Regions from separate parts of the Homo sapiens genome. Here region 1 is linked to region 2. A link is a loop called in an ENCODE intact Hi-C map of the cell type or tissue named here. Cell type or tissue: HCT116. All regions are shown on one strand. Links, peaks and the distances in the headings refer to the core of each region. The heading gives the core; the rest is flanking DNA. Region 1 overlaps CHN1 (chimerin 1). Region 2 overlaps GPR155 (G protein-coupled receptor 155).

Region 1 (5,389 bases), core at 65-5,064, 520 kb after region 2:
CCGTCTTAAAAATAAATAAATAAATAAATAAATAAGCTAGCCAATCAGTCAGCCAACTGAAAAGACAAATCCTTTCATTGACAACTGCATACATGTCTACATTTTCACAAGAGATGATGGGAAAGACTCAGAAAGAACAAAAGTCAGTTTGAGCTATTTAATTTTCACTTGGTCTCAAATGTGGACTATAAATCTAAACAGAGAAAAAAAGGGAGCATCTACTGCTCCACGCAAGTTTTTTTTTTTTTCATTTTCAGAAATTTCTTAGAATTTAATTCTGGAAAAAAATAACTAGAAATAGGCACGTTTGAAAGCTCAATCTTCATTTTATCCATGGGGAAAATAAACACTTTTAAAATAAGATCTTTCAAAGATGTCAGTGGATGAATCTGCTCTGTGTGCTATGTGTATATCCCTTACATCTGCTCCTACATATAATACTCTCTGATCCATGTTTCTCAAGAAGTTCCTTAGTTCTAAAATTAATTTACCTTAAATTAACGTTTCTATAAATTCAATGAAAATTACAGAATGTGTTTTATAAGCTTTTTTTTTTTTTTTTTTTTTTAGATGGAGTCTCGCTCTGTCACCAGGCTAGAGTGCAGTGGCGCGATCCTGGCTCATTGCAACCTCTGCCTCTCCGGTTGAAGCGATTCTCCTGCCTCAGCCTCCCAAGTAGCTGGGACTACAGGTGTGTACCACCACACCCAGCTAATTTTTGTATTTTTAGTAGAGATGGGGTTTCACCATATTGGCCAGGATGGTCTCGATCCCTTGACCTTGTGATCTGCCTGCCTTGGCCTCCCAAAGTCCTGGGATTACAGGCGTGAGCCACTGTGCCTGGCTGTGTTTTATTAGCTTCTAAAAAGAGATCTTGTGCAAAATAGTATCACATAAATGATGGTAACCTGAAACTGAACACTAAACCCTTGACAGAAGAAAGGGCAAGCTAACAAAGGAATAGTTTTCAACGTGCAGCCTCCTCACAGAACATATTCATTATGCAAGCTTAGCAGCCAGTACATACAAAATCGTTTTTAAAAAGAAACCTGTATTGATTCTTTCTTCATATGTAATAGATTCTTTCTTCAACAAACCTTCACAAGAATGAAGAAAAAAAATGAGTGCTTTCACAACTCTCTAAAATACATGGTTATAAGCTTATATTTAGATTTTTGCAAGTCTTAGGTTTCAAGAGAAAGTTCCTTGGGCTTTTCTTATTCTATGATATGTCTTTGATACTATTTGCTTGATGATTTTTATGATGAGGCTGAGAAAAATCAGAATGCTATAGACCTAAACCTAATTTGCTCTAGATTTTAGTTGATACACTTTAATGTTTTAGTCTTCTATGAACATGTAGCTCTTTCCATTGAAATTATTGACAAGATTTCAGAAAGCAATAAACAATATAAAACTTCCCTACCAACCTCAACATAATTTCAACATCATTCCCTTCCCTAATGACAATGTTAATGTAAACAGTAAACATCTAAAGCAGTATTAATTGTCAAATATACAAGAGTAAAAAAGAAGCCTAATTTAATTAACACTGTGATTGGGTAGATTCCTGTCGTCCTTCATTACCATTCCACTTATTAAATTTCATTCATAATTAAAAATTACATAATATATTCCAACTACATCATCTTGTTTTTAAATAAAAAATAACAGTTACTTTAGAGCAATTACTAATACCCATTGTTCTAATAAATGTCCATATTTTAAGATGTCTAGAAATGAGACATATAGACTACAAGCCTCATAAATCATATTATTACTTTAAAAGTAAAGGCAAACATAGTGAATGCAGGCAGCCCTTTGTATTCTACAGATCCCAGTGTGTTTTACGGATCTTCAACAAAGGATTTTGGCTCCTATACCGGAAATGAACACTGTTTAAAATGTTAAATTGAAGCTCATCAATTTCAAGGAGTCTTGACTAAAGCTTCTAGAAATCTAAACTTTAGCATTTTAAGGGCATAAATATTTAGATGTTCCTTCTTAAATTTTGCTGCATTTCCATAAGTTAAGGAAAAACAGAGGAAACAAGTTGGCAAGTGCCATCTTGTGGACTCTCTGGAAAATGTTTTCACTCTATTCATCAGTATAATTCCAAAAGCAAATCATTATAAATGTTCAATACAATATTCCCAATAATCAAACTGTTACTTTAATTTAAATTAAAAGGTTAATTTTCCAGGGTCCAAACATCCATAACTATAATAAACTGCAATTGTGGATTTGAGATTAGATTATTCTAAATCATGTGAAATATTTATAGCCAAACCGTCACACTGGATCCCTATATTATCTTCAGGAGTTATGCCACAGAGATATATTATGTAATGAAGCTTGAGAATCTGATATACCAAAGAAATTTAAAAAGCACCTACTCAGCAGAGAAGTTAGAATTACTCTCCTAATTTTATAATATAGCGAACACAGCTATAGAATACACCTTGCAAAAGAAAAGGGGGCCCTTTGTTTTTCATAAAATATAAACCAAAAAAGTTACCAAGAATTCTAAAATATAGTGGAACTAATGAATAGACACATCCATAGATCCACCATATGTGTATGCCTAATAACCAAAAGTTTACAGATTAAGAGTTAAGATACATAGTATGTAAAGACGAAAACAAACACAAGACTAATACGAAAGAAAACACCCCAGAGTCACAATGTCCATGATTCTCTTTAGACTTTAGAAATACAGCCGACCCTTAAACAACATGGGTTTGAACCACGTGGTTCTACTTATAAACAGATTTTCTTGTGCTTCTGTTACCCTTAAGACAGTAAGACCAACCAACCCCTCCTCTTCTTCAGTCTACTCAACATGAAGACAACAAAGATGAAGACATTTACAACGATCCACATATTTTCAATAAATATCTTTTCCTTATGATTTTTTGTTTGTTTGCTTGTTTTGAGACGGAGTCTCACTCTGTTGCCCAGGCTGGAGTGCAATGGCGCGATCTGGGCTCAGTGCAACCTCTGCCTCCTGGGTTCAAGCGATCCTCCTGCCTCAGCCTCCCGAGTAGCTGGGACTACAGGCGCCCACCACCACGCCCAGCTAATTTTTTGTATTTTTAGTAGAGACAGGGTTTCACTGTGTTAGCCAGGATGGCCTCCATCTCCTGACCTCATGGTCTGCCTGCCTTGGCCTCCCAAAGTGCTGGGATTACAGGCATGAGCCACCACGCCCAGCCGATTTTATTATTTTGTTAATAACATTTTTTCTCCAGCTTACTTTATTGTAAGAATACAGTATACAATACATATAACACAAAATATGCGTTAATCAATTGTTTATGTTATTGGTAAGGTTTCCAGTAACCAGTGGGTTATTAGTAAAGTTTTGGGGAAGTCAAATACGTGGATTTTTGACAGACTAGGCGGGGCAGGGGGCAGGGGATATCTGCCCTCCTAAGCATCATGTTCAAGGGTCAACTCTAGTATGGTTTTATTATTTCACATAGCAAGAAAGAGGAAATATTAACATTCTAGATTTACATGGCACTGCCATATACATAGAAACTCAAATTATATTACGGCCTCTTGGTCATAATACTCTTTTTTCTTTTTTTTTTTTTTTATTTGAGACAGAGTATAGCTCTGTCACCCAGGCTGGAGTACAGTGGCGCAATCTCGGCTCACTGCAACCTCCACCTCCCAGGTTCAAGTGATTCTCCTGCCTCAGCCTCCCGAGTAGCTGGGATAACAAGCGCCTACCACCACTAATTTTTGTATTTTTGTATTAGCCCGCCACCAGCTAATTTTTGTATTTGTAGTACAGATGGGGTTTCACTGTATTGGCCAGGATGATCTCGAACTCCTGATCTCATGATCCACCTGCCTCGGCTTCCTAAAGTGCTGGGATTATAAGCATGAGCCACCGTGCTTGGCAGGTTATAATATTCTTTTACAGAGGTAAGTAAGGAGAAACTGCTTTTATTTCACTTTTTAGGTTGAAGGGAGACAGATTTTAATAACTGTTGAGACTACATATTTAGATGATGGCAATTTTATATAGATGTGTTGTCTTCTTAGACCTGGTTATTGACAGTCAGTTTTACCTTATCCAGGATGAGGGAGAGGGAGATGTGAGTTTTAACTATGGTGAGGATGGTCTAAACTGAGAAAGACCAAAAAAAACCCTCCAAAATTTTCACATGCTAAAGAACACTAACATGCTAGTACATAATGAGACTTTCCAAGTATGAGTAAAATTGGGCCATAAAAAGTGACAACAGCCAGGCGCGGTGGCTCACGCCTGTAATCCCAGCACTTTGGGAGCCAAGGCGGGCGGATCACGAGGTCAGGAGATCGAGACCATCCTGGCTAACACGGTGAAACCCCGTCTCTACTAAAAATACAAAAATTAGCCGGGCATGGTGGTGCGCGCCTGTAGTCCCAGCTACACGGGAGGCTGAGGCAGGAGAATGGCGTGAACCCGGGAGGCGGAGCTTGCAGTGAGTCGAGATCGCGCCACTGCACTCCAGCCTGGGCAACAGAGTGAAACTCCGTCTCAAAAAAAAAAAAAAAAAGACCAAATACTTGGGGAAAAATAGGTGAACATTTTGGCCAAGTCTAAGTTGGCGTAAGATTTGATGGCATTTTTAATTGTCTACAACTTCCCAACTCTGTTTCAATAAAATTAGCACAGAGTGTACCGTTTTGCAAATATTGCTAATATTTTTTTCTTAGTGCTTTATTAGTGATTACTTATAACAATATATTTAGTTGCCTTGAGACAATATGACAGATAATATTCTATGGCAGCTTTCTCAGCAGCTATGAATCTTCTTATAATATGGCAGTGGAAAATAAAATGAGCCTATAAAACTCATCACTGGTTTGAGCTCTTTAGAAAACAGACAGCATGTAAAGTGTTAATAAATACAGTATGAAATATACCAGTTCATCTCAGCTTAATATCTCAGCATTAACAATAAATTATTTTTATAATTTGAAAGAAGGTGTATATTGCTGTAATTTAGGGAAACAGATTTGAAAGAACACAAGGGTTTAAAGTATTAGACTTTATTTCAGTTCACATTACCATTTCTGTCTGCATTCAAATCGTAAGTCAGAAAAAGTACTGTTCAATGGTATTTATTATTAAAAGCTGCTGCATTTTTTCAAAAATAGTAGTGAAATTAATCTATTATAAAGTCTTCATCTCTCAATCTGCTAAAAGTCCTATGAACTATGTAGTTTAACTGTATTACCATAAACCTGTTTAAATTTTAAAATAAAAGATAAACAAGGCCAGGCATGGTGGCTCACACCTGTAATCCCAGCATTTAGGGAGGCTGAGGTGGGCAGATCACAAGGTCAGGAGTTCGAGACCAGCCTGGCCAACATGGTGAAACCCCGTCTC
Region 2 (5,389 bases), core at 299-5,298:
TTACACAAGGTTTTAGATGCTTCTTTCATGTATAACAATTGGTTACCAACACAGCCACTGGTTTCCTTTACAAGGAATCTAAATGATTTCTCTCCGATGTTTTCTTTACTCCTGTTTCTGCTCACTTCCACGTATAATTCACGCATACTTCAGTCACTAAGATGTTTTTATGGTAATGATATTAAAAATAATTATAGCTAATATTTATTGAGCACTAACCAGATGCCAAGACTACTCTAAATCTTTTATATGTATAATCTTATTTATTCTCACAAAAACACAATAAAATCCAAAATTGCAAAACAGAAAAAAAGAGTAAGAAATCAAAATTATGTGGAGAGGCTTTTTAAAAACACATCTTTGGACTCCACTCCTAAAGAATTCTGCAGGTCCCACAAGCCACCTACTCTATAGCTTTTCAAGAATATTTTTCCTAGATACGTTTTGTCCTGAAATTTATATTTATGATAGGATTAAGAGTCAAGAATTTGACCTTTATTATTACTGCTAACTTATTAAATGGTTTTAAATTAATCACTCTTTTCTCCAGCACAGGAAACACAATTCCTAAGTGTGATTAAGAACATTCAATAAGTTTTAAGCATTTAGAAATCTTCAGCTAAAAATGGACTTAGACATGTAAAATGTTCATGTTCTAGATGAGACAAAGTGATATAGGATCACCAATCTGATATGCAATAAATTGAAATAGATTTTCAAAGTTAATTTTAATATAAGTCTAGCAAGGCACATAACGAGCTAAAAAGAGACATTCTCAAGAACAGAACTGCCAGTAAACTCTTCCCACCTGTTCTTTTCCATAAAAGAAGGCTGAGTCAATGCTATCTCCATTGTGTTTTCCAGTTATCAAAAGAACACCAACAAGGAGAGCAGGAATTCTGTAATCACAAGTGATATTGGGAGAGAAAAAGAAAGGATGAATAGTAACTGTCTATATGGAAAGGTGTAAGCAAACAGAGAACTACCAACTTACCCCCAGCCAGATATTATGATTATTCCAACAGGAATTTGTACCCTCTCTCGCTTTTTCAAAAGAAACAAAGAAATTGCTAGAAGGCCTAAGAATAAGAAGATTGAAAGAGAGACAGTTACTCAACATTGATCAGACTTTATGAAACTTTATTTCCTTTTTATTTTTTTAAACCAAGCTTATTTCATAGTAGTGTGTGGTTTTTGCTTTAGAATTTCTTCCTTCTAAATAAATGCTATCCTCAATATTTTGAAACAAGTTTTAATTCAAAATCATTCATTGTTTCCCTCATATATTGTTTCTTTACTCAATTCTTTTTATCTGTGAGGATTTATTTTATTTTCTCTCTGGTTTTTGTTGTTTGTTTTTTGGATAGGGTCTCACTCTGTTGCCCAGGCTGGAGTGCAGAGGTGTGATCACAGCTCCCTGCAGCCTTGACCTCCAGGGTTCAAGTGATCCTTCCACCTCAGCCTCCTGAGTAGCTGGGACCACAGCCACATGCCACCATGCCTGGCTAAATAAGAATTTTTTTTTGTAGAGACAGAGTCATACTATGTTGCCCTAGCTGGTCTTGAACTCCTGAGCTCAGTGGATCCTCCCACTTCTGCCTCCCAAAGTGCTGGGATTACAGGCATGAGCCACTGCGTCTGGAGAAGTATTTCTCTCCAAAAGCCCTAATCATTTTATTGTTTTGATTCATGTGTTTGGAATCTAAGTATAACTGAAAAACATTTTTTTTTTCTTTAGACAGAGTCTTACTCCGTTGCCCAGGCTGGAGTTCAGTGGCATGATCTTGGTTCACTGCAACCTCTGCCTCCCGGGTTCAAGCAATTTTCATGCCTTAGCCAAACAAGTAGCTGGGATTACAGGTGTGCACCACCATGTCAGGCTAATTTTGTATTTTTAGTAGAGATGGGTTTCACCATGTTGCCCATGCTGGTCTTGAACTGCTGGCCTCAAGTGATCCACCTGCCTTGGCCTCCCAAAGTTCTGGAATTATAGGCATAAGCCATTATGCCCAGCTGAAAAACATTTTTTAATTGAATACAGGACAATTCTAAAAATAAAAACATCCCCCTCTTCTGGTGCTAAGAAGTATGGGCAACTCTTACCCAGGTTATGTTTTTAGAAAACGCCCTAAGTGTAATGATAGCACTTAATACAAACACACTCTGAATTTAATACAAACACAAATGTTTTGAAGTTCTTGAACTTTCCTTACAACTTATATGTAATTATGTATGCAAGTAACATTTTATTTAATAAATTCTACATAGTTATAGGATCTTAGAACTTTAAAGTTGAAAGGGACCTCTATTTTTAAATGAGCACCTTAGATGTGGAAATGAGGGTTTGCCCAAGTCATACAGCCAGCAGAGGGCAGAGTGAGACTAGAAACCTGGCCTTTTGACACAAGCTAAATTCTTTGTTTCTTGAATCAGTTTCTCAAACTCAGATTTGTGGACCCCTAGGGTACCTAAGACATATTCTTCAGGATCTGGGAATTTCTATGAGAAATTTTAAGTCTTTTTTTTTTCTTTCTTTTTTTTTTTTCAGTGGTAGTCAGCTGTGTATCCACCTTGCAACCAACATGCAGTCTCATGATTTCAGAATTTACATTGGGTTTATTTTTATTTTATTTTAGAGATGGGGGTCTCACTTTGTTAACCAGGTTGGGGTACAGTAGCACAATTACTGCTCAAAATTCTGGGCTCAAGGGATCCTCCTGCCTCAGCCTCCTGAGTAGCTGGGACTACAGGCATGTACCAGCATGCAAAGCTAATTTTCAAATTTTTTATAGAGAGAGGGTCTTACTATATTGCCCAGGCTAGTCTCGAACTACTGGCCTCAAGCGATCCTCCTGCCTGGATCTCCCAAAGTGTTGGGATTACAGGCATGAGCCACTGTGCCTGGCCAGAGCTTACAATGGGTTTTATATTAAGTTTGAGTCAAGTGAAGGCCAAATGATATTACAACGCACAGTCCAAATGAAATGGTAGTTTGAAGAAAGAATATCAGTGAGATAACAAGGTCAAAACCCCACATATGGAAGTAAAGGCAAGGCAAAAAAGCCATAGCAGTGAGTTCCATTTTATGTTTCAAGCTATGATTTACATTAGCAAAACAAGATCCTTTGTCATGTTAATTAATGTTGCTAATTAGAATTACTGGGTTTGTAGTTTTGTTTGAATAGAATCTGTGAATTTGCTTTGGTTTTAGAATTGCATATTAGCTGTATATAAAGAATACATACCTAGATTTAAGATTGTCCAGATTAAATAACACTGTGCTAGATTTAATATAAATTGACATTGAGGTCCTTGAGAATTGGTTTTCTTTACCACTTTTCCTCCCTCAATCCATTTGTACACTGTGTAGTTGCAGTGCCAGGGAAACAAGTAACCAATCACAAAAGGGTGCCATCTTTGTTACAGTAGCAAAGGCAGTCTTTAAAATTCTAATGTGCATCACTCCTGCCTTGTGAAAAGAACTATATACAAACAGGCAGAATCCAGCTAGCCCTGGATGTCTCACTGAAGCTGTGAGAGCTCCTGCCTAAATCAGTCTATCTTTTTGGGCCTATTTCTCAGTTTGCAAAATGAAGGATTTAAATTAGACCAGTGTTTCCTAAGGTGTAGAGATTATAGGTGTCACAAAGGTGAAAATGTTTTGACTAGTTATATGTTTATTTTAATGCATATTTGAAAAAAACTAATTAGCAAATGAAACCTGGGATTTTACTGATATAAGGCTCAACTGATTAAAGTTTAAAAAAAGTAAATCAATTTTAAGGAAAAAAGAACAAGTAGTATGCAGATATGGCAAAAATTGTGAGGATGGTATGAAAATGAGTAGAACTAAAAATGATCGAATGGGATGACTTAAAATGACATTTTCAGGTCTAAAATTCTGTCATAGCATAATAACCTGATGGTTAAAGGGCACCTTTATTGGGTTTTGGGAATTCAGAATGACTTCTTTGAATAGACTTTGGCGTGCATGCTTGAAGGGGGTTTCAGAGAGACTTAGGACATTTTAATTGATTGATCTAGTTGCTGCTCTGTTATTCTGATTATAAAGTTAACCTGAGTAAGCCTAGTTATTAGACATCAAGTTGGTCCATCGATATTTTGAAATATAAAGTCTTTAGGCTCTTTTAATTTGACATTGCATAAAAACTCATGCTATGCAAGATGTAGTTGCCTTTAAGAAGCACAAACCATCTTCTGTTTGTGCTGAATTTTTCATTCCATGATTCCTCACCACATTGTTGCTTCACTTCAAAAGGCTGTTGACTGAGATGGGACCTGCTTTTGATCCTGAAGGCATGAAATCAAAGGTCCGTCCTTTGTGGACACTTCCTGACACCTGCCTCCTACCATTCTACTATTTCCTTTCATGTGCCATTTTATAGGTTCAAATTTGTAGGATGAATACAAAACAGCCAGACAGAATTTTTCACAAACATACCAGAATGCATGCATCCACATAAATATTATACTTCAAAATAGCAATGTGCTACAACATTTTGAATATCCTTTTTGGAGCCAGCTGAAATGAGAAACAGTCTTTCTCACTGGGTCCTTTTCTATTTCCATGCCTTTTTATTCCCCTAGTTTTCTTCTTCTCTTATTACCTCTAATTCTTCTATTTAATAACTAACATAGTTCTATTTATTTAGTGCCTACCATGTACCAGACATAAATACTCAACATTTCAGTTTGTCCTCAAAGTAACTCTGTAAGGTGCTGTAACCTAGTTTTACAAATGAGGAAACTGAGGCTTCAAAAGTTAAGTAATTTGCATGAGGCAGAGCCAGAATTTCCCTGTTCAGCAGGACTCGATAGTGAGCTCTGGAACACACCTCACGCATCTTTCCCATTCCCGCCTTTCTCCATCTGCCTTCAGTATCTTCCCTCTTGTCTCCAAAAGGGAGCAGCACTGACAGCAGCCTAGAGCCACAGGCCCTGGGGAAAAGGACCATGTGACTGGACAAGGCTCTAAGCCCAGGCAGGAATAGAGTACATTAGGAAACAGAACTCAGCTTTGCCGATGGCCTCTGTGGGTGGGCTGATCTGCCTCAGTGCATGCCTTGATCCTGTACTACCAGACTTCAAATAGATCACTAGAAGCTCAGGGCTATTAGGAATGGGGTGGGGTGGGGAACAGATCTCAATTTCCATTCATAATCCAACTCACCTGTCCACAGGTAGGTGCTATAGAGGGAGCTGTACAATAGAACAAACACCAAAATTTGTCCAACAAAATTTTTTTCTTTAACAAAATTCCATATCATCATTCCAGCACAGACAATAGACTAAGGAAAAAATTATTAAAAGACTTTGTAAATAGCTAAGAAAACCATATAATTCAATACTGCAACAGAAAATTCCAATT

The links. Peaks named below come from ENCODE experiments on the same cell type or tissue, not always from the same donor. Only the 100,000 strongest peaks of a DNase experiment are listed, where the experiment ranks them.
Region 1: a loop joins it to region 2, with 3 times the contacts of the local background. A loop is called at or near these places in 2 of 110 quality-filtered maps.

The regions. Positions count from the first base shown.
Region 1 is chr2:174,983,821-174,989,209 of GRCh38, forward strand. All of the region lies in intron 1 of CHN1 (chimerin 1), which reads right to left. Among named protein-coding and RNA genes, the nearest start is that of CHN1, 19 kb to the right of the region's middle. In HCT116, for the core only: a CTCF peak has its summit at 2,073 (motif pointing left); no DNase peak of the experiment used is centred there.
Region 2 is chr2:174,460,594-174,465,982 of GRCh38, forward strand. It overlaps GPR155 (G protein-coupled receptor 155), which reads right to left. Exons shown (of 16, transcript NM_152529.7): 7 at 5,192-5,309; 8 at 995-1,079; 9 at 809-899. Among named protein-coding and RNA genes, the nearest start is that of GPR155, 24 kb to the right of the region's middle. In HCT116, for the core only: a CTCF peak has its summit at 2,374 (motif pointing right); a DNase peak (open chromatin) is centred at 2,368.